Regions from separate parts of the Homo sapiens genome. Here regions 1 and 3 are each linked to region 2. Evidence: chromatin loops called from intact Hi-C (ENCODE). Cell type or tissue: PC-9. All regions are shown on one strand.

Region 1 (8,000 bases), 220 kb before region 2:
GGTGTGAGCCACTGTGCCCAGCCCGCTGGAATTATAGGTGTGAGCCACTGTGCCCAGCCCCCTTCTAAGTTTTATGATAACATATTTCAGCTCATCTTTTGGCATCAGCAGATCCACTGAGGGGTTCCTATGGTAAACTCTGGGCCTCACTACTTTATTTCTTGAAGGTTAATGTGACGGTGTGAAAAAGAACATAGAGCCAGACAGAGCTGGTCCTAAGGCTCAGTTCTTTCACATAGCAGCCTTGGGGAATTAAACATTTTCTGAACCTCAGTTTCTTCATCGATAAGATGGGAATAATAAAGCTTATCTCACAGGGTAGTTGAGAGGATTACATAAAAGGTGACACAGAGGAGGTAGTCAACAAATGTGTTACCCTTTTTTCTGTCCTAACACTGCTCCTCACCTGCAAGTTAACAAATGACACCATTTCTTCCATTGTCTCCCATTGATTTATGCCTACCCTTCCATTTTTTGTCTCCAGCTAGCTTAGGCTTCCTTACCACAACCCCTTTCTTGGTCTTCTGGACTCTAGTAGCAGAATCTAGAATGGTTGGCAGTGTCAAATCAATGCATTGCAACAGTAACATACCCTCGAGCCTCACTTACGGGTTGTCTCAAGCCTATGGCTGAAGAATAGGGATCAGAATGTGCATGTACCTCACATTTCTGTAAGTTGATCTTGCTTCTTAAGCTTTCCTCTCTCCTTTCTACCCAGAAGATCGCCAACAGGGCCACTGTGCTCAGCACGTTCTTCCTGTGTGCAAGGCCTCCACTGTGAGCCCTGGAATCCTGCCATGCCCTGTACAGCTGCAGCACTTCAAACTCATTTTTGCTCCTCCCTGCCTTACTGACTCTTCTCTCATCAGTTTGGTTCCCTGAAGATCACTCTACCCACTCTCCATTGGCACCTGTCTTACAAACATTCATTGCTAATAACAATGATAACATGTCATACTTACATGAGGCACTTTGATATCTATCATCTTGAAGAGGAAGACACTTGGCTATTATTGTCCCCATCTCATGGATTAGCCTCAAAGAGTGACTTGTCCAAGGTGGGCATTACACCATAGGCAAGTGGCAGAGCTGATATTGTAACCCAGAACCAGGGCTTCTGGTGTCAAGGTCATAGCTCTTTGCATTCTTTGTTTTCAACCATAAACGTAGACCTTGACTAATTGAAGCAAAAGAGAATATATTGGAAGGGGACTGGATACTGAGTAGCTCATGGAATTGAAGAGAGACAACTGAAAAAACAAGCCTTGGGAAGCTGAAGGACCAAGATGGCCCCAAACGTCTAAGTAACAAGAGGTCACAGACCTTACCATTGGACACCGTCATTGTCCCTCTGCAACCTTACTGCGAATGAGAATCCTCAGTAGCAAAAGGGCTTAATTCACTCATTCACACTTCTCATGGGGGTTTCAGCCCACTAGGACTTCTGCCTTGTGGAACGGTGGCTCACCTACAGAGCTGACAAAACTGGCAGATGTCGATAACACAGCCTCCTAGGACATTATCTCTTCTTGTCATCTCCCCTCTGTGAGGTTTGAGAATCTTGTCACTTCAGCTGGCCTGGGAGCTCCTACCCCAGTTTCTTCCAGGAATTCCATACACAGCGCTGGTACACAGCCAAGACTTCATAAATGATCTTGGAAGGCTGAGTTAGGGAAAGAGTTCCTGTTCTCAGGGTCTTAGACTTAAGACAAGCCTTTTGGCTTTGTTTGAATTTGCTTTCTTAGTAAAAACAAAAAGAAAAACAAAAGGCCAGACATCAAAACAGAAGAGAAAGGCCTTTCCCCACATGCATTCCCAGGTGCCCAGAGCTGGCTTTGAGAAGCTTGAGTGAGACAGGCACACTCCCACTCAGTCCCTAATTAATTGATCACCTCCATCTGGTCAAAATGTTTACTGCTTCTGCCTACTCCTCAGCAGGGAGGAGTCCCTGGTTCAGCAAAGCAGCAAGTGTGAAAGGGGAAAACAACAGCCCCCATACAGCACATGCAGCACCACGTCTAACCCACACTATAGATGTGGCTCTATCTATAGCCTTGTCATCAATCAGCAGGTGATGAGGTGTGGGAGCCGCGCTGGGTCCCGTCACTGCCTGGGGCACTTTGCAATGTCACTGCGTGCATTCTTCATCCAAGCTAAATAGAGTGCTGGGTGGGGTGCTCTTTCTTGCACTATTTACAAGCCCCTGGGATTTTTCCTTATCCCAAAGGACTGTGAAGGGAACATGTGGACCTCAGCAATTTCTGTGGTGAAGTCATAGGGTGCTAGGAGGGCCACCTGAGCCTGGGAGATTAAACCCAAGGCTACTGAGCTTTAAAGATAGGGATGGGGTTAAGGCAGAAAAGAGGCAGGAAGAGGAAATTTGATTCTTCTAAATCTTACCTCATTTAAACATTTGTGTGGGAAAATTCCAATTATGCTTCTTGACAGAGCAGATTTTTACAATGTTCCAAATGTAAAAGTTGGAAAGAGGCTACAAATGAAAACAAGTCGGTAATACCTAAAGCCAAAAATAAGCCAGAATTAATCAGAATTACCTAACTATCTCAGGCTAAGTGGAGTTCAAATGATCTGTAATCTAGAATCTAGATCAACCTTCCTCTCACTCCCACAGAAAACTCTAGAATGTGACATTGGGAAAATGCTCTGTCATTTCAGAGGCACCACCTCCTGATTCTGTGGTCCTGGCATGTCAGCACCTGACTGTGGTGATCTGAGAAATGGGGATAGTAAGGCCTGCCCTGGCTCCCCAGATGGCTTCTCTAGAGATGCAAGACACATTGATGTGAAGCAGAGCTCTTCAGAAGTGGGGCAATGCTGGAAGCGGACGTTGTGGGGTGTTTGGTGGCTTCTCAGAACTCATTGGCCATGTCCAACCCCCTTCTCTTCATGCCCTATTTTTACTCCTCTTTCAAATGTCCTGCTCTTCACTTCTCACCACATACTTCTTCTTCGAGATTCCTTTTCCCCGGTTCTAGGTCTTGGTTAAGATTTCCCAAAGGTATTTTCATGGATCCCTAGTCCCCAAAATGGCCCACAACTAAAGGAGGTTCTAAGAACAAATTGGTTTGAGAAACAACAAGCACCATGACCGCCTTTCAGAAAGTACAGCTCTCATTAGGCTCTGAGAAGTCTTGCAGGAAGGAAGCTTGTCTACCTGTGCTCTTTAGTTAGTACTTTCATAATTAATTTGACCACAGAAGCCATTGTTCAAATATCGCCTATTAATACCTCCCCCAAAATACAGCTTGGGAAATGTCCTAGATAATGATGATGATGATGATATGATGATGATGATGAGGCCCATTGATCAAACACTTACTACATCAGAAATAAACACTTAATAACATTTAACTCTCAGGCAACCCAGTGAGATGGGTGGCATTACCCATACCTAGAAAGTGAGACTGATTGACACCCAGGTCTGGCTATTTCTGTTTTACAAATAAGGAAAATGAGATGCAAGGAAGGTAAGTATTTTGCCCAGTCTTATAGCTAGTGAGTAGTGGAGTTGGGCCATGAACCCAAGTCTTGTACCCAGGTCTGTCTAACTTTAAAGGTCCCACTCCTGATCACCGCACACATGAGCCTGTGGCTCGTAGGCTGAGTTCACACATGGCTTCACACTGGAGGGGCTGCTCAGGCATGGCCACCCCTCAGGAGTTTATATGATGGAGGGTGGAATTGGATCCATAGGCAGCCAACCTAGTGTATGGCCCTCAGCAACCCATAAAATGGGACAGTCACACCCTCTGGAATCCATTGCAATGGGACAGTCACACCCTGTTGCTGGAAAAAACAGGAAACCCAGATTCAAGAGCTGGAGTGGTTTTGACCAGTGTGGTTTAACCAGGCAGCAGCCATGAAGCCTGAAGTGCTCCAGAATCTGTCCTTTCAACAAATCTACCCCACCCTCCCAGGACCAGAGCTTTGCTCCTGCATCCACAGTGCTCAAAGCTGCTTAGGTTGCCTGGCTGCTTTTCGCTAATTGAAACCTGTTGTGGTGCCTGTTGCTATAAACACTTGGCCAATTTGCATAAGTATGTGACATTATAAAAGTTCCTGAAAGATCTTATCCACATGGCTGGCACAGGGCCCAAATGAAAAGCCAGGTAGACAATGTGTGTGTTATTAAAAGAAATAATAATCTTGTTTATGTTCCTTGTGCAGGTGAACAGGGCAAGAAATGGAAAGCGTATCCAATCCAGAGGCAGTGAGTATAGCCTGCTTTGTTTTGTTTTGAAATTATTTGAGTTATTTTTCTTGTACCTCCCAAGCTGCCTGTCACATGTGAAAAGCCGGATTGAGGCTGTTAAGGTTATACAAATGGGTTTGTGTTTTGCAGCGGAAGGTTCTGAGTGCTGGAGACTCACAGAGCAGGAGGAAGTTTGGAGATCACCACGTCCAGTGGTATCATTTTACAGATGTGGGAAACTGAGGGCCTGAAACTTGCATGAGACTCCTGACTTCTATGCTGGGGCTCGCTCACACTTTCCAAAAACACTCCAGAATCAACCAATACACTCACCCTCATTTTCAACAGAGTAAAATGCATTTAGATGTAACAAGACAAAATCAAAGCCTTCCCAAGCTTTGGGGTTTGGTGAGCCCACGGCCTCCTGAAGCCCTCTAACCTCCCCAGCTCTCAGTGATAGTCAACTGTTTAGGACCACCAGCCCGAGCCAGGAGCTGGCGTGTTCTTTCACATACAATTTCTTTCAACCTTCTGAGCTCCTCTAGGAGGTGAGTCCTTTTCAGCTGTGGAAATCAGGGCTGAGAGAAGTTAAATAATGCTCCTCAGTTACACAACTAGAAAGCAGGGCTGTGAATGAAACGCAGAACTGGCTAACTGCAAGCACTGGTTTCATCACTTCGTAGGGTTGTTGGAACGATTGAGCAGGACGGCACCCGTGAAGCACTGGTATGGTGCCTTGCACACACTGGGTACTTTAAAAGTGTCAGATTCCACCCCGATGTCTGTCCCGAGTCATCCATCACCTGCATTAACTCCAATAGAAATCATCTACAATACGCAGCCTTATTAACTCATGGTTCACCTAAAATGACCTTTTCTCCAGAGTGCCTTGAAAACCCAGTTAATTCAGTTCAGTAGCCCCCAAACACTAATTTCACAGATTTGCTCAAGCTTGCTAACACTTGAGGGGTTGGCTGGTGGTTTGCAACCAAGCAGACCCCCATTCAAGAGGCCAAGAAGCTGTTATATTTTCTAAACACTTAAAATTGACAAGGAGGATGTTCATCTTGTCCCACCTCTTAGCCAGGCATGAAAATTCTGCATCTCTCTCCATTGCGGACAACCAAGTTTGAGCAATGTTCTTGTTATTGTTGTTGGGTCCCTACCAACTGTCTCTCTATGCATGTTTTTGGAGGCCTCGAATTGAACAGTTAAGCAGCAGACAACTCACTGTGTTGGAGAGTTTTAGTAAAGAGGGTGGAAAGGGAACAAGGAACTCAAGAAACCAGGGAGCCAGAGGTCATTCTATGACAACGGTCCACTTGTGTCTTTCCACTGGTTCACTGTGGGGCTTTGCACACCTCACTCCAAGTAGGGCAGCAGATCTGTTCTCCCTCCCATGCCAGTAACATCATTAGGGCCAAATGAGCTATGAGAAAAACCAGATTCTTCCTCCTCCCTTCCTCTCCCCTCCACCATGCAGTTACCTCCAAGGCAGGACACCTCAGCCTGAAGTCCAGTGTCCAGGGACAGAGGAGGCCTGCATCTGTGGGACAGGGGTGGGGAGTTGCAGCTGCAGGACCGTAGAGGTAGCGTCAAGGCTAATGGAAGGAAGGGGATGGTGGGAAGGGGAGGGGATGGGCGTAACGTTTACTGAGCTCATACTACGGGCCAAGAACTTGACACTTCTAAGCTTTCTTAATCCCCACAGAAATCCTGTGGGGTAGGAATTATTATCTCCTTTGTACCAATGAGGAAACAGAGGGTCAGTAGGGTTAGGTAACTCACCCGAGGTCATATGACTCTGGAGGTGGAGCCGGCATTTGAATGCATGTCTTTTGATTTCAAGTCCTACCTTCTTTCCAGGAGCACAGGCACCCTGTGAGAGCAATTCCAAAGTGCTGACTCTGTTGCTTGGCCACGTTACCTTGTGACCCTGAGCCAGCTGCTTGCCTTCTTAGCTTTCTTACCTGCAAAATGGGGTTATATCTAGTGCCTAGTTCCTAGGGTTGTTGTAGTAATTAGATGAGATATGCACATAAAGTGCTTAGCGCAATGCCCAACGTGTTGGAAGAGTCCTGCAGATGTCTGCCATTGCTTTTATGTTTGCTGCTGCTGCTCCTACTTTCCTGGGAAGTCACTCTCCCTGTGCCTCAGTTTTCTCAGCTGTAAAATGGGTGGATTGGACTGGAGATGCCTAATCTTTCCAGCGATAAAATTATATTACTCTGCTTGGCATTCAGTTCAAGTCTATCTTTCCAACCTGCCTCCCCTCAGGGCTCCCCTGCTGAGTTCCTTAGTTCTTACAGCATGGTTCTAACCCTGGTGCCCTGCTTGTTTTTGCCACTGTGTAATTCTTTCAAGCCTTCACTCCCACTCCTTACCTTCCTTGACTTATCTTTGCTTTCTTCTGCCAATTTGAATTCTATACTTCTTTCAAGGCCTAGATGAAAACTCAACTCTTCCATGAAACCACCTCTGGCCAACCCCGCCCTGAGATGATTTCCCTTCCATTTAAATTCCCTGGGCTATTATGCCCGCGGTTGACTCACACTGCTTCCAAATGGTTTGTATTGTCTCACTGACTTCTGGTTGATTTAAACAAATTCCCTAAAAGTAAACTCCCCAAGGGCAAGGACCTCGTTGTCTACTTTGGTGTTGCCTCAGTGATGGCCAGCACAGTCCTGGGCATATTCTTGGTGAATTGAGGGGACGCTGCGTGGGTCACCCCCTCCTCCCTGGGTGGCTGAGCACCTCTGGGGAGGGGGTTTTCTTCTGGTTGCCTAGGTCTATAAGGGTGAGTAAGATATCACCTCTGCCCTCACGGAGTTTGCGGAGGGAAAGAAGGAGACTTGTAAATGTAACCAATTGCAGAGTAATATGATGAATACTATTCCCATGGCATGGGGGAGGGTGGTCCCCTTTGTGGAGAGGAGGTGAAGGCTTCTGCCAGCTCAAGGAGGAGCAAGCGTTCCCAGGTAGATGCAGGAGTGGGCTCTGTGCAGTGTGCACAGGGTGAGAAGATGCAGTACATCCTGGTGTATCGAGGTGGGCTAAAGGGTGTCTTTTAGGGGAGGGAAGCAGATCAGGGACAATGGTAGGAAATGGAGTCAGAAACATAGTTTCTCCTTATCCAATAGCAGTAGGTCCTTATCCCCTGGGACCACAGCTAAAGACCATGCCAAAATCAGAAAAGGAAGAGCTGTGTAAAGAGCTTCATTTATTTATTTGGCATGAAAATGCCCCCTTAAAAAAATCATGGTGATAATAGCAGTTGCTTGATGTTTATTTGTTTTCTCATTTCATTTTGTTTTCTTTTAACATCATTACTTGACAAAATACAGATTTGGCAATTCTATGTCAGAGGAAATATTCCAGGTCCATATTCTTGGAACTACTCCTCTGGGAGCTATTGAAATACATGGAAATAACAAGCAAGTGCAACGTTGATTTAACTCAGGGGGACAGGTGAGGAGCTTCTAAATAATTTCTGCTTTCTGCTGATGAGGATAGCAGATGTGGCCAATGATTGCAACGGGTGCTTTTAAAATGCAAAGCAGAGAGGAAGTCTGATGGATTTCGGTGGCTTTAATCCCTGTCCTCTCTTGTGAGAGGCTCACTCTGTGGCTCCTTCTCTGTGCTCCTCTCCTCTCCTAGCTATTTCCATCCGCTGCTCCTCCCTCCCTGGGAGGGAATGGAATGTGTCCTTATTCCTGCAGAGCCTCTTGGGGGCAACTCTGACTTTATCACCAATCTTCCTGTCTTTCAAAGCAAGGGCTGACAACTG
Region 2 (8,000 bases):
CAGTATCTTCATGTGAAAACCCTTAGGGTAATTGTAACAATCCTTATTTTTGTGAAGCAAGTTATCCATTTTTTCTCAACACGCCTCAAATTTAGAAACTGCCTGATTCTAAAGATCAGACAGAAAGGCAGAGGCTTCAAAAATGACCACGCCGATGCTTCCACAAACTATTCTACCCCAAGAAACCAGCTTTCTTCAAGTGGGCTTTTCCACCAAGAAACATTAATCACAACCGGAAAAAGAAAATAAAGCATCCTAAATGAAGTGTATTTATGATATCCTAAAATGCACCTCTCTTTTGGCCTTTGTAATGACGGTCAATGCTCTGAAGTTGGAGAGCTCATCGCTGATTTCTAAATGGCATTACACTGCCTTCTGAGTAGGGATTACTGTTTACAGATTTAAGAATAAAACCAACTTTTTATATACTAACTTAATTCTAAGCATATTCCACCCCTCACCAATGGCCTGAATGACACAACTCTTTTCAAATGGAGGCATTCTTTTGGGCTTAGCTGTTTAAATTTTAGTTTAAATGTGATGATAAACCGTTCTGTGGTGAGGCTTACAGGGAAAGGATTCCCTTTTGCAGTGTCTATTAGGATGATTTACGAGACGTACTAGGAAACCGAGAGAAATTTAGAGACATCTTTCCAAGACTAAAATTATTGTGTTTATAATAAGAAAGCGTCTGTTAAACAACAATTTTTGGAAGGTGAGGATTCCATCAAGGCTAGAATGTCGAACAATAAATTCCTGTCAGGTGATTATCTGCCTGAGATGAAAACTATTCCCATTTCTCAGTTTGCTTGAATACATGCTATTCTGCCTGATATTTGGTACCATAAATTGACCTTTAGGTTACTAAATCCACAGAGCATGAACTGTTTCATTATGCAGTGTTTTTTTTTTTTTTAATGCTGTAGTTTTCTTTCCATCCCAATTTTATGCACTTATTGTACATGCTGGTAACTTTTTAATTTTGAGGCCTTTTTTTTCTCTTAGTTTTCATTATTTTACCTGACACAGTTCACTTCTGTTACACGTCTTTAAATCTTAAATCAGCAAATGAAAGGCTGAGAAAGTTCAGTAACTTTAATTCCAATGTATGCCTTTCACTTGAACTTTTTATGCATTGCTTCCACCACCAGTGCTCAACATTTAGTTCCATCTAGCAAAAAAAAAAAAAAAAAAAAGAAAAAGAAAAGAAAAGAAGAAAATTACAGTGTCCTTTGGGATGCCAGCAACTTATTGTTGTTGTTTTTAATTAATAAGAAAAAAGATTACATTCATCTAATCAAAGATTTTTGTCCTGACCTTAACTGTTAAAAACAAAAATGCTTTGAAAGTATGGTATTTGCAAAACCCCTGAGAAGACACTAATGGGATTCCCATGATCTAATACATGTAAGGCTTTAACTGTAACTGTAAACCCACTGAAGGCTTATGATCTGAAAGTATGAACTATTGTAGCCAGTTTTTATGGGTTTAATTCCACCAGCAAATCCCAGTTTCTATATTTTAATTCTCAACTAGAGCAAAATAACGACACATTTTCAACTAACAATCCGAAAGAAGAAAGTACTGGAATAACGGAGCCAGAAAACCATTGCCAACAGCCACCCTCTACCACGAACCATCAGTGAACTTCGAAAAGCACAAGACTGAGCAACACTTAAGTCTGTGAAATACGTGCATTTCACTTATAACACTCACAAAACTACATATGAATCATTTTTTTTTCCTCTGATTTATTTCCCACACAAGGTTCAATAAAACACGACACTTACTCAGCCACCTCTGACTGAATGACTATTCTCTGCAGCTATTTATTACTCCTCTTCTGCCACGTTTTCTTCTATGATCCAATTCTGTGACTCCTATAAGCCAGGAAAAGCTGCCTTCAAGTCAACACAGCACAAAGTCACTGAAAATTCTGCCGGCACTAGGCTCTACCTAGGTGCTTAGAAGTTGTTCTGTTTTGTCCTGGGAATGTCCCATACGCAATGTTAATGACTGAAACAGATCCTCTCTTTTTCCTCGAAGGGAATTGAGTTATTATAACAAAGGATGATTTGTGCTCAAAACAATATTCAACTTATCACCCCTATTCAGTATGTATGTGTCCAAGGGTCCACAACCACCTATACACAAATGTAAAAATATCAGTTCTCAGGAGATCTATCTTGTTTCTAAAATTTCTTATTTGTTCCTTGTTTCATATATTTCTTGGTTTTAAAAATTCAGTATTACAAGGCTTGTTATGGGACATCAGGCCTAATTCTACCTTACAGACAAATTAACTTTAAAAAGGCATAACTGAATACAGTATACATTTTACAACCAAATACATGTAGGAACAATTTGGTTTTAAAAGAACTTCACTGTATGTATTTATCATATGTTTACTGATTGTCATATAGGGACTATCAATGGAACCAAGAGAAAATACAGGATTCCACGCATTGAGCATTAACAACTCAAATGTTCCAAAAAATATCTTCCAAAACTGTTGGCCCTTCATTTTTTCATTTTAAGTGTAATTTAATTTATCTCATGCCTCTCATGCAACTAACAATCTCAAAGGTTCTTTTGGTTTGGAAATACTTTATGCTTACCTTTAATGGAAAGCACACTCAATAACTTTTTTCTGATAAAAAGTGCTCCTACTTCTTTTTCGTTTTATTATACCCATGTTCCATAACCTAAATCCTAACAATGCCGAGATACTTTGAAACTTGGATCTTCTCTTAATGCATTCAAAATTTTAAAAGTACCTTGGATTTATTTTCGATAGAAACTCTACTACGTTTTCAATATATGTATTAAGTTCTCTTTATCTTTACTATTGCTCTTACCTCCCGTGAAGAGAGAAAACCAGGTGTGAGTAATGTTTTCATTGTTACCATTGCTGGTTTTGGTCACTTAAGACAAACGAGGGTGACCTTTTCGGCTTGACTTAAGACAAACGAGGGTGACCTTTTCGGCTTGTGCCACAAAGACAATGTACTTCAGAACTACTTTCTCAGAGGGCGATCATTGTAAGCAAAGCTCAGTGAATTCGAGATTTTGTTGAGAACCTCAGGATACTGATTTACTTGCAAAATTCACAGTGGAGACAGTAGGAGGCTGGACAAGTTAACTCAAGGTGAGATGCAAGGCCGCCAAGCTCAAGTTTGAAATTCACACACACCACCACTTCCTGAAACAACGATTTAGACGCTGAACCTGCTCAAGTGTTTGAACTTTCAGCAGGAAACGAGGAAGCGTTCTCCTCCGAGCAGGACAATCAGGCGTTGCGCGAGCAGCCCACTCCTAAGGCCCTGCCGCCTTTATTTCCACTCGTGCCATCCACACCTTGCGTGGTCCTTCCCGGCCACGTCGCAGATGCCTTTGCAATGCCCACCGCTTGCTGAGGCGCAGGAAAAGAATCCCTTAACTTAACCCTTCCTCTCGCCCTCGGATCGCAAAGCACAGGCCACCTACACGGACGTGAAAGCTACCGAACCCCACTTATCCCCTAGCGGAGCGTCTTACCCGTACAGGAATGCAGGGGCTTGGGTCGCACGACCAGCGACGGGCACACGGAGTAGAGGGAAAGTTTCTCAAAGTAATCGCAGGTCTCCTTGGAGAGGATCTCGTCGATCATGAAAGTCTTGTAGCGCCGCCTGGCTGCTTTGAGCTGGCCGGGCGAGCTCAGCCTCAGCTCGGCGTGGCAGTGCATGGTGAGCCGGCGCGAGCGTCCGCCGGCCCGAGCGCGGCTGCGAGTGCCCGGCCCGCTGGGGCCGCGGGGCTGGCGCGACGGCGGGGCCTGGGCCCCGCTCCCGGCAGCTGGGGAGGCGGCGGGGCTCGGGTGGCGCGCGGAGGAGAGCGGGTAGCGGGCGCGCCTGCCGCGCGTCTAGACCCACCCGCAGATCAGCATCTTCGCTGAGCCTTTTTGGGACAACGCAGCTGTCAATCAGCGCGAGCTTCCTGCAGGGCCGGGTGCGGAGTGTGTGCTGAGGGGCGTCCGCGCCCACCCCGCCCCCGCCCGCCCGTGCCACTCCGGCGCCGACCTGCGCGCCTAGTGCCCGGCGGCTCTCAGTCGCTGCCTCCCGCTCTGGTGTCTCGCGCTCCTCTGCCTGGCTCTCTATTTTAAGACGCTCGTTTTGGCTCTCCTCCCCCTCCCCCCCGGGACGCGCTCCAGGTGTGTGTGCAGGAGTGTGCGCGCGGTGCGGGGAGCGCGCACCGCCCCAGCCCGCGGCCAAGGCCCAGGCCGGTAGCTCCCCGGGGCAGTGTTCCCCATGAGCACCTTACTGCCTGTCCTGCCACCCGCCGGCCCGGCTCCCAGTGTCCGCAGCCCAGCGGGAGGGCACGTTCAGGTCTCTTACTAGAAAGAAGTCTAGTCCTCACTAGGCTCCCGGGACTTCGGGCCACAGAGCCAGTGCCCCCGAGGACCCACCGTGCCTTTCTCCTTCCCCGCGTGGACGGTTTCCCGAAGACCGCGGCTTCCCAAGCCCTCCACTCGCAGTCTCGCAGCCCGCGCTGAGCCTGCGCGCTCCGAGCGTAAGACTTTTGAGCTGAAGTTGCAAACTTGACTGCCCCAAGATCCCAAATCATAAATGACCCTGGCCCCGTCCGTTACCCTCATAAAAAACTGAGAAAAAAAAAAAGATAAGAAAAGAAAAACTAATAAAAGTGTGAGTTATCGCCGGGCGCGGTGGCTCAAGCCTGTAATCCCAACATTTGGGAGGCCGACGTGAGACGATAGCTTGAGGTCAGAGGTTCGAGACCAGCCTGGTCAATATAGGGAGACCCTGTCTTTACAAAAGAAAAATTAAAAACAGGCATGGTGGTGCACGCCTGTAGTCCCAGCTACTGGAGAGGTTGAGGCAAGAGGAAACCTGTAGTCCCAGCTATTGGAGAGGTTTAGGCAGGAGGAAATCTTGAGCCCAGGAGTTCGCGGCTGCAGTGAGCCGGGATCTCGTCACTGCACTCCAGCCTGGGCGACAAGAGCGAGATTCTGACTTTTTAAAAAAGTGTGCGGTTTTTTTTAAAACATTGTTTATAAAAACATTTTTTCCTCGTTGGAAAGGGTCAGAGCTGCACGATTCTAGGGAGCCGGCGGGCACTGGGGCAGCCTGTCCCATGCGGGCTTCTCCCAGCGCCCGAGTCTTCCGGCAAAGGGGCTTTCAATATCCGGATCCCTCGCGATACGACCGGGTTAGAGAGTCGCGAAGACAGGCGTTTATTGGGTGATTTGCCTTTTTCTTTCCAGGCTCTTAGTCTTAGGGTCTGTTCCAATCAAAATCTGTACGGACTTTAGTTGTTCATTGGAATTGCTGCGTAAAGGGGACCCCGCCGAGCCTCCGCGCCCGGGAAGCCTCCGGCAGCCTGAGTCGCGCCCGGTGTTCGGCGGGAACAGCCCAGTGCACGCCCGTTTCCACGACTTTATGTTGGAATGAGTGTGCATGGGGTTGGAAGGAAAACGCACGACAGGGACACTGAGAAGTATAGACGCGGATGGCCTTCCCTAGGGCCGAGTTTGGGGCCGGTGACATTTCCTCCCCGCTCCCAGCCTAGAAGCGTCCGCGAGTGCCGGCGGGCTCTCTGCGGAGCTGCTTGCCCAGGGGGCCCTGGTGGCCGCGGAAGCAAGTAAATGAGGGCGCCTGGGCCGGTGATTAAACTAGGAGGGAGGGACACGCCCAGAGGACTAATCATTAGGCTGTTAGAGAAAATAGATTTTTTCTTTTTTTTTTGAGACCGAGCCTCACTCTGTCGCCCAGGCTGGAGTGCAGTGGCGTGATCTCGCCTCATTGCAACCTCTGCCCCCCAGGTTCAAGCGATTCTCCTGCCTCAGTCTCCCGAGAAGCTGGGATTACAGGCGCCTGTCACCGCGCCCGGCTAACTTTTGTATTTTTTAGTAGAGACCAGGTTTCACCATCTTGGCCAGGCTGGTCTTGAACTCCTGACCTCGTGATTCACCCGCTTCGCCTCCCAAAGTGCTGGGATTACAGGCGTGAGAAAATAGATGTTAAGAGGCCAAGTCACAGCCTAGCATTAGACAAGGCCCGCAACGCGTCTTTGAGGAACTTCATTCCCGAAGTATTTGCAAACTGGCCTCCCCTCCCCTCCTCTCCATCTAGAATTGTTTTCTTTCATTCTCTTTCTCCATGCAGAGGCGGCTGCAGGGCAGGCGAGAACTGCTGCCAGGTGTCCGGGTGGCGCCGGGGGTCCTGCCGCCGGACTCTGGGGTCTACAGGCTGGCCCCAGGCGCGCCCCCTGCTTCCGCGGCGGGACCCTGAGGCTGGTCCGCGGTCAAAGCGCGGGACCCGGGACAGCTCACCGCTCAGCCCTGGCATCGCCGTCCGACGCCACGACGGAGGGGGTTCTCCCGGGCGCAAGCCGAGAGGGAAACCGCTGCGCCGAGTCGGGGCTGGGTCCCAGGGGCTCAGCGTTCGCTCCCGGGGCAATGCCGGGCGGGGAGCTTTAGGCGCCCCGAGGAAAGTGAGCCGCTGGTAGGCAGCCGCCAGTAAACTGAGTGCTTGCGGGCGATCTCACCCGCAGCGCCGACTACGAGGCGGGCTTGGAGCTGGGGACCAGCACCTGAGCGACAGCACCAGGACCCGACGCCCGACGAGGGGCCGAGCGCGTCGCGTCTATACTTTCTATCTGCCCGGCGTGTGCCCACAGAATGCGGCACTATTCGGGGCCCCGACTTTGCATTGCTCTTCTTTTCCTTAACCTCTTTTCTTCTCTCTGGTTCTTCCCCTTCCTTCCACCGCCACTGACTCCTCTCCTCTTCTTCCCTCCCACTTCTCCCTTCCCCGCATTGCTCCCCGCCCTTTGGGCCTCTCCTCCTCTGTCGAATTTCCCGCTTCTGTTTTCTCTCTTCTGCCCTCCCTTCTCCCCATCGTTCATCCTTGTTTTCTCTCTCTCTTTTTAACTTCCCTTCTCCTCCTCTCCTTCTTCCCTTTTTCCAAACCCGGGTCTGGACTCGCGTTCGCGTGTTCCTGGTCGCGGTGCTGCCCCTCGGAAGGCTGCAGGCGGCTCACGCGCAGGGACAGAGCCCAAGCCCGGGAGGGACCGGCCTCGCCTTGGCTGGCCGCGTCGCCCAGCGCTCTCACTCCTCTCCGCTTCCACTCGGCCACAGGCACAAAACTCACAAAATCCAGACACTCCCGCAGACGAGTTCTTTGATTTGAAATCTGCAGTGTTTTAATAGGTGAAGAAGTAAAAATTCCAATTCACCTCCTTGGATTTTCCATCTTTTCTATTTCGCGCTACAGAGGCAAGAAATCTCAGAAGGGGTCTGCGGGCACAAGTCCCCTGTGCAGTGGAGAGGGAGAGATGCCCGATCTTGGAGTCTAGAGCCTTGCGCTCTCTTTTGCTCCCTAAGCTGAGCCTCAGTTTTTTCATTTGTAAATGGTGACCACAAAACCTACTTCACAAGGATGGGCTTTCATAATCCATGCCTTTATACAAGTTTGTTCCCTTTCACTGGAATGCCCTTTACATCCTATCCCCTCCTTCTCTGCCCCAAAACCTAGAGACTTATCTCAAATGTCACCTCCTTTGTGAAGTGTCTCCCCACTCCCCAAGGCTGCCGATTCCTACTTCTGTGGTGGCATATCCTATACTGTATTGTCTTTTGCATGTTTATTTCACTCACTGGACAATGACCAGGTGGGCCTACGCCCTATGTTATATTATTCATTTGTATCACCAATACCCATAAAGCACACAGTGGGTTCTCAGTAAATGAGTCATGAATAAATGAATGAATGGGAAAATAATATGTTAGATGGGACATCAAATCTTAATTAGTTGTACTCAGTTTGTCTTTCTCTTTAAATGAGCCTCTCTCATTTCGGGTGTTTAGCAATGGCATCTAGCCCAATTCCCTTTTTGCCCCCCATCTCCCTTTTCTTTTTCCCACTCACTCTTTCCTGCTTTCAGACTGTAAAGGGCTTCTGTGGGAGGAAGCACACCCCAGCTGTCAATCATGAAGTGGGGCTTTG
Region 3 (8,000 bases), 380 kb before region 2:
TTCCTCTGTTCGTATTTGAATACCCTTTATTTCTTTCTCTTGCATGATTGCCCTGGCCAGAACTTCCAACACTATGTTGAATAGGAGTGGTGAGAGAGGGCATCCATGTCTTGTGCTGGTTTTCAAAGGGAATGCTTCCAGTTTTTGCCAATATTGGCTATGGGTTTGTCATAAATAGCTCTTATTATTTTGAGATACGTTCCATCGATACCTAGCTTGTTGAGAGTTTTTAGCATTGAAGGGGTGTTGAATTTTGTCAAAGGCCTTTTCTGCATCTATTGAGATAATCATGTGGTTTTGTCATTGGTTCTGTTTATATGCTGGATTACGTTTATTGATTTTCATATGTTGAACCAGCCTTGCATCCCAGGGATGAAGCCGACTTGATCGTGGTGATAAGGTTTTTGATGCTGCTGGTTTCAGTTTGCCAGTATTTTATTGAGGATTTTCTCATGGATGTTCCTCAGGGATATTGGCCTGAAATTTTCTTTTTTTGTTGTGTCTCTGCCAGGTTTTGGCATTGGGATGATGCTGGCCTCATAAAATGAGTTAGGGAGGATTCTCTCTTTTTCTATTGTTTGGAAAAGTTTCAGAAAGAATGGTACCAGCTCCTCTTTGTACCTCTGGTAGAATTCAGCTGTGAATCCGTGTGGTCCTGGACTTTTTTTGGTTGGTAAGCTATTACTGCCTCAATTTCAGAACTTGTTATTGGTTTATTCAGGGATTCAGCTTCTTCCTGGTTTAGACTTGGGAGGGTGTATGTGTCCAGGAATTTATCCATTTCTTCTAGATTTCTGAGTTTATTTGCATAGAAGTGTTTTTATAGTAGTCTCTGTTGGTAGTTTGTATTTCTGTGGGATCAGTGGTGATATCCCCTATATCATTTTTTATTGCATCTGTTTGATTCTTCTCTCTATTGCAATTCTTTTTTTTTTTTCTTTTTGAGACTGAGTCTCGCTCTGTCCCCCAGGCTGGAGTGCAGTGGCGTGATCTCGGCTCACTGCAAGCTCCGCCTCCCAGGTTCATGCCATTCTCCTGCCTCAGCCTCCTGAGTAGTTGGGACTACAGGTGCCCACCACCGTGCCTGGCTAATTTTTTGTATTTTTAGTAGAGACAGGGTTTCATTGTGTTAGCCAGGATGGTCTCAATCTCCTGATCTCGTGATCCGCCCGCCTCGGCCTCCCAAAGCTCTATTTCAAATTTTATACATTGTGGGTGGGAATAAAAAATGGTATAGCCAGTCTGGAAAAGTTTGGCAATTTCTTATAAAGCTAACGTGTTTGTCTTATAACCCAGAAACCCCACTTCCTAGAGAAGTGAAAACTTATGCTTACATAAAAACCTTTATATAAATGTTCTGTTGATAATTCTGTGATTATCTGATGTTCTATTCATAATTGCTCCAAGCAAATGTCCTTCAACAGGTGACTGAACAGGTTAATGCATGAAGAAGTTGTGGTATATCCATACAATGAAATACTACTCAGCAGTAGAAAGGAATGAACTGTTTACACATGCAGCAGCTGAGCACTTTCCAAGGCATGATGCTGGGGGATGGGGAAGGAAGTAGTCTCAGAAGTTTACGTGCTGTATTTCTCATTTTTGAGAAGATAAAATACTGATGGAGGATAGATCTGTGGTTGCCAGGAGTTACGAATGGGAGAGGCTGTGATTATAAAGGGAAAACATGAGGGAGTTTTTAGGGGTGTGATGGCACTATTTTGAATCCTGATTGTGGCAGTGCTTATGTGAATCTATACATATGTAAAAATTATAGAACTGTACACTAAAAAAAAATGTGTGTGTGTGTGTGTGTGTATATATATATATATATATATATTTTTTTAGATAGGATCTCATTCTGTTATCCAAGCTGGAGTGCGGTGGCACAATCATGGCTCCCTATAGCTTCAAACTCCTGGGCTCAGGTGATTCTCCCACCCTCAGCCTGCTGAATAACTGGGACTACAGGCATGTGCCACCGTGCCTGGCTAATTTTTTGTATTTTGTAGAGATGGGGTTTCGCCATGTTGCCTAAGCTGGTCTCAAACTCGTGGGCTCAAGCGATCCACCTGTCTCAGCCTCCAAAGTGTGTGAGCCACTGTGCCTGGCCTGTGTGATGATTTAAAGAATAAAATTAATAAAATTATAGATGATGAACATTGGATTCTGATATGGGCCTCCAGTTCCTCCTTGCTAAGGTGAGGCTGATGATTTGCAATCTGTGCAGCCATTATCAAAATGCTGACCCAGTCTTGCACCTCTATTCTGAGGCTTATGTATTTTGATCTGCTTTCTTGCTTTAGACCCATTATGACTGAAAAGACTTCTTAAATTTTGCTTTTCCATTCCAGAAATGACTGATTCCAACCTTTCTCCCCAGCTGCTCAGCATGGGCCTCCAGCTGTGCTCTGCACACTCTGATAGCGGAGAGCTTGTACTCACCCCCCATGTTTGAAATATAATTTGCATACAGTATAATGCATAGATCTGAAATATATAATTCAATGAGCTTTGGCAAATATATACAGTTGTGTGTTCATACATGTTTTACAACTGGCTCTCTGGTGGGATAAAAAAGCCCTGCTTTGTAGTGTTTGCCAATTTCTGGAGTATAAATATTTCCACCACGGTGGATTCCAAGCTATCAATGTGATGCTGACTGGCTTGCAAACATCCTGAAAAATTAACAGTCCACTCTCTTGATGGTGCCAGCAGGCTTCAGCACACCACTGCCTGTACATAACTGTGCAACCAGCACCTAGATCAACATTCAGGACATGCCCATCACCCCATAAGTTGCCTAGTGCCCCTCCGCAGTCAATCCCCACCCCTATCCTGTGTGGACAACGATTCTGATTTCTATCTCCATCATTTAGGTTTTCATATTCTAGAACTTCATGCAAATACAGTATATTTTTGGCCTGACTTTCTATTTTTGCCTCAGATTTGAGAGTCCCTCCTGCGGTGTTTATCTGGTTGTTTGTCTTTTTCATTGCCCAGTAATGTTTCATTGTATGGATGTACTATCATTGATTCTCCTGTTAATTGGCATTTGGGTTGTTCAAAGTTTTGGGATTTTCTGAGTAATCTTGAAAGTACTTGAGAGGCTGTAAAAAAGAGGTTCTAATATTCCTGGCAAAACTTTCTGCTGGGAAGAGGAAATAGATCCTGAAGCTTCAGATTTTACTGGCGATAATGAAAGAGCATCTTTGAAAGTGTCTAGCATGTGGCAGACATTCAATAAATGTTAGTGGAGTCTCACTTTGGCAGAATTCTGCTTCTAGGATCTGTGCCCAGAAATAGATCGTCTTTTACAGAAAGGTCAGAATCAACCATTGTAGAGAAAATTTAAAAATACCTCAGAGAGATTCCATCTTCTCATTTGATAAATCCATTTCAGGAATATTTCACGATTCTAACAATTAGAAAAATGTCTATGTGATATTTTTATGTTATACTTTAAAGCCTACCTGTTATACATATTATCTGATTTACTTCATACACATTTAATTTTCATTTTATGCACATTATTTTATTTAACTTTTGCTACAATGCTGCAAGGTAAATGTACTTCTACTTTACAGATAAGGACAAATGAGGCTCAGAAATGCTAAGTAACTTTCCTAGCTCACGGAGCTAGTGAGAATTTGATTGCAGTTGCCTGACTCCAAAATGCATGCGTTTTCCTCTGCAACGTGCGGCCCCACCATGTTCACACCTCACTACAGACAGGAAGCACATGTTATTCAGATAATCGCTACCCATTTTCCTTTCATCCTCGTTTTTCCAGCGAGCAAAACATCTTGTACAGTCAGTTTCTTTTTTCATTTCAAAAGTACACTTTGAATAGGCTCAGGACGGCCTGATTTAAGCAAGCAGAAGGAAAAATCCTTACAAAATCTGTGTGGGCCAATCAGCAATGTGACAGAACGTTCGGCAGATGGCGCTGTTTCCACACGAGCGTAACGGCGGCCACAAGCGTTCTGCCGCCAGGGGGCGCCGCGTTCCGCCGGAGAAGCGTGGCTCCCGGGCGCGCGGCCGCCGCCTGCCCAGCACCGGCGCAGGGCCCACGCCTCCGTCGCGGTGCGTCCTTTCCCTCCAGGTGGGACGCTGCAGGCCCAGCCGCTCCCTGTGCCTCCAGACAGCCAGGGCTCTCACGTGGATAGGCTGCTGGACCAAGCTCAGTCCAGGAGGCCGGCTTCAACAGCTTCTGCTCAGCTCTCCCGGGCAGCACAGGACTGTGCAGAGCCTCCCCTAAACCTCATTCTTTTCATGGGCAAAGGGAAGCACAGCAGCGTTTGCCTGTTCTTGCCAAGTTAGCACCGAGGAAGTTTCATCAGGGAGGGGCAGGGGCCTCAGAACAGGGAGGCCGCAGGGCGGCCTCGGCAGAAGGTGAGTGCTGGCAGCCCGTGGCCCGAGACGTTAAGCACTGCGGGGAGAAAAGGAGAAAGAAGCTCCTCGAACTTTAGGCCCACTCCGGTGTGTGAGGAGCCCGGCCGAGAGCTGAGAGCAGCCTGGTCTTCCCTTCTCGGTGAGGCTTGCGCACTTGCCTCCCTTGCTGCTTCCAGAGTCATAGCCCCGGCCAGTCCTCCAAGGGCCCGCGTTCCACCATGGCCAGACATTCCCTTTGAGAGTCTGCAAAGCTTGTTTTCTCTCGGAGAATTCTAGGCAATGCAGGTCAAAGAAAGGATTTTGAATCAAGTCCTCGGCTACGTCAGATGGAAGTGCTTACAAGAGCTGCATTAATGGAATAATTCTTTTACTCCATGATCTGACTCCTGTCTACGTCTTTAATATTTTATTTTATTTTCATTTTTTTTTAGAGTCAGAGTCTCTCTCTGTCGCCCAGGCTGGAGTGCAGTGGCACAATCACTGCGCACTGTAGCCTTAACCTCCTGCGCTCAAGCAATCCTCCCACCTCAGCCTCCTGAGTGGCTGGGACCACAGGTGTGCCACCACATCCATGTCCAGTGTTCATTCTCACTATTTTCCCCGACGCCTGCTGTTGCTTTTTTATACTACTTGCAGTTCCTCGCAATGTTGCAGAAGCACTGCCTCCTCCGTGATGGCCTTTGGGTTCGTCTAACTCTTCCTTCATGGTTTGTCCCCTTTATAGAATCAATAGCGCCTATCCCAGAAATCCAAAATTTTCACTGCACTTGAGACTATTTACTTATCCATCTCTGTCTTCTGGGCTGTCATCTCATTGAGTTCATATTCACCTTTGAATCTCCAGCATGCAGCCTGAGGACTGGAGGTCGCACTTAGTAGGTGTTCACTGAGTGAATAAAGGAAGGATAAAAACACTCTTCACTTTGCATTTAGGGAAAAAATAGATAATACAGAGATTTCCATCAAAACCAAACCAAGCCAATGTCTCTTGGAACCACACTGACAGTTTATGCCTTGGACAACTGGTGTGATGGTTTATGGTTTCTTCATTGTTGCTATGTATGTCTGTGAACGTATTTGTCTTTTAAATTACTTACTGGAGCAAGAAGTTCACTTTTACTTCATAAGGTAGATCCTTGAAACAGTCACTACTTTTAAAATAAAGTCTTCCCCTGTCCTCCTTGAAAGGTTCTTCTCGGGCTGCGTGTTGCAAGATCCTTCCTTGCAAGGCAGTCGATGCTGTCTTATCCCCTCCCCTGGAGCAGAACTGGGGTTACCTCTGGTAGCTTTGGACGTGGCCATCCAGGGTTGGTTTTGTAGAGATGAGACTCAGAGACATCAAATAATCTTTCCTTTACTCAGCATTGGAAGATTTCAAAGAAAGTATGTGCAGGAGGCAGAAGGTGGGGTCAGGATTGTTTAAATTTGGGGAGCTGCTTTTCTAGGGCAGTGAGAATTCTCTTGCTGGGTGGAGTTTGGTGCATGCAGCTGGGCTGGGGGTCGCTCCCAGCAGGGAACTCCTAAGTGCCAGCCCAGGCTCTCTGACCTGGGGCTAGTCTCCATTGGCAAATGCCACCCTCTGTCTCCCATCATCTCTCCCCTCATCTATGAAGAGGCAGGAAGGAGCTCTGGGAGGTGGGAGAGAGCAGAGGCCACAGTCAGTGTCCTCTGGACATGTTGATAGCTAGAAGCAGAGCTGAGGCCCTGGGGACAGACACCTTGTCCTTATGCTGAAGAGACCCTTTTTTAGCGGTCATTGCAAGTTGAGTTGGGATAAGGATTCTAGGTCTGGTTTATTTTTTTCTGGAAAGTATATACTTCCTCCGTTTCTCTGGCCTGATTACTGCCCACATGCCACCAGGGGATAGCTGTCCTTCTGCAGTAGTGGGAGACATGGAAGATCATGGACTCTGGAGCTGGACTCTCTGGGTTCAGATCCTGGCTTTGCCTCTTAGTAGCTGTGTGACTTTGGGCCATTCAGGTAACATCTCTGTGCCTAAATCACCTGTTCTGTAAGGTGGGTTCACCTCATAAGGCAGCTGTGAAAATTAAGCAGATTAGCACATGTTAAATGCCGATGACAGCACCAGCATGTAACCAGTATGCAGAGGACATGAGCTCTTACTGTGCCTGCCTTCTCCTTTCCCCAGCCCTCTCCCTTCAAGGTGGTCCCTGTTCATCTCAACAGGTACTCATTGGTGCCCCTGTACCCAGCACCATGACAGGCACTGAGGGGGATACAAGGAAGCTTAGACGTGGTTTCCATTCTCAAGAGGCTTATGATATGGGGACATGGAGACAAAAGCAAAGTAATAAAAATAAAAAACAGGGGAGGGAGTGGGGAAAGAATTGAAAAACTTCCTATTGGGTACTGTGTTCACTACTTGGGTGAAAGGATCGTTAGAAACCCAAACCTCAGTATCATGAAGATACTCATGGAACAAACCCACACATGTACCTCTTGAACCTAAAATAAAAATAGAGGCCGGGTGCAGTGGCTCCCACCTCTAATCCTAGCACTTTGGGAGGCAGGGGTGGGTAGATCACTTGAGGCCAGGAGTTCGAGACCAGCCTGGCCAACATGGTGAAACCCTGTCTCTACTAAAAATACAAAACTTAGGTGTGGTGGCTCACGCCTGTAACCCCAGCTACTCAGGAGGCTGAGGCACAAGAATCACTTGAACCAGGGAGGCACAGGTTGCAGTCAGCCAAGATCACACCACTGCACTCCAGCCTGGGTGACAGAGCAAGACTCTGTCTCAAAGATTAAAAAAAAAAAAAAAAGCAACTTTGTTAAAATATATGCCACTAATATATAAGTGTCATAGGAGTTCAAAAGAAGGAGACAGGGGGATGTGAGTGGCTTCATGAAAGAAGCCAAACTTGATTTGGGCCCGAAAGGGGGCAGAATATGGAGAACGGATTTTATGACTTTCCCCCCCACTATCTACAACTCTCTGAATTGTTCTGGCTTCTAAATCAAGATGGCAAAAACAATTGTCACCGCTCAGCTCAGGGAAATTCTCATGATGCCAGTTTACCTGGCAAGTTATACACAGGCTTAGGCCACTGCTGCCTTTGAAACTGTAGGAAAAATGCAAAACGTTCAAGGGCTGTCCCATTCCTCTGAATAAATACCCCTAAAGCAAGTGGTCCGACTCTGGGGTTGAGCTTCCCCCAGGCTTCGATGTCTGCCTGCGCTGTGGCTGTAGATGACTGACTTCCAGCCCAGTACATTCCACTGCTCTGAGCTGCTCCTGTTTCCCTCCAGAAGTCTGCAAAGCATTAAGCACTATATTTAACTCCAGCCTAAAAGAAAAATGCCTGCCTCTGAGCATCCAGACAGGAGAAAGGATTTTCACCTCCGAGGACACACAGTCATTGTTCACCTTGAAGCCATGGACACACAGGCCCGGAATGTTCATCCCCTCCTGGCTCTAGCTTTAGCTTTTGGGTGGGCTCAAGAAAGTGGAGGCCATTTTGATGACACTCAGTAGGTTAAGACCCCACACGTGGGAAGTTGGCTGGCTGAGTGGGGCTTTGTGCACAGCCTTGTGTAGTTAACCATTAACGGCTCATGAGAATCATCTGAGGAGCCTGTGGAA

The links. Peaks named below come from ENCODE experiments on the same cell type or tissue, not always from the same donor. Only the 100,000 strongest peaks of a DNase experiment are listed, where the experiment ranks them.
Region 1: a loop joins it to region 2, with 4 times the contacts of the local background. A loop is called at or near these places in 2 of 110 quality-filtered maps.
Region 3: a loop joins it to region 2, with 5 times the contacts of the local background. A loop is called at or near these places in 74 of 110 quality-filtered maps.

Annotation. Positions count from the first base shown.
Region 1 is chr11:129,589,321-129,597,320 of GRCh38, reverse strand. No RefSeq gene overlaps it. Among named protein-coding and RNA genes, the nearest start is that of LINC01395, 24 kb to the left of the region's middle. In PC-9, no CTCF peak of the experiment used is centred here; a DNase peak (open chromatin) is centred at 4,020.
Region 2 is chr11:129,371,760-129,379,759 of GRCh38, reverse strand. It overlaps BARX2 (BARX homeobox 2), which reads right to left and starts at 3,912. Exons shown (of 4, transcript NM_003658.5): 1 at 3,538-3,912. The coding sequence starts at 3,724. In PC-9, CTCF peaks have their summits at 3,337 and 3,542; DNase peaks (open chromatin) are centred at 3,089, 3,609, 4,259, 6,009 and 1 weaker place; H3K4me3 peaks cover 5,359 bases; H3K27ac peaks cover 2,538 bases; H3K27me3 peaks cover 926 bases.
Region 3 is chr11:129,746,985-129,754,984 of GRCh38, reverse strand. No RefSeq gene overlaps it. Among named protein-coding and RNA genes, the nearest start is that of TMEM45B, 65 kb to the left of the region's middle. RefSeq lists a silencer at 4,053-4,152 and enhancers at 3,940-4,439, 4,440-4,941. In PC-9, a CTCF peak has its summit at 3,962 (motif pointing right); a DNase peak (open chromatin) is centred at 4,094; H3K4me3 peaks cover 347 bases.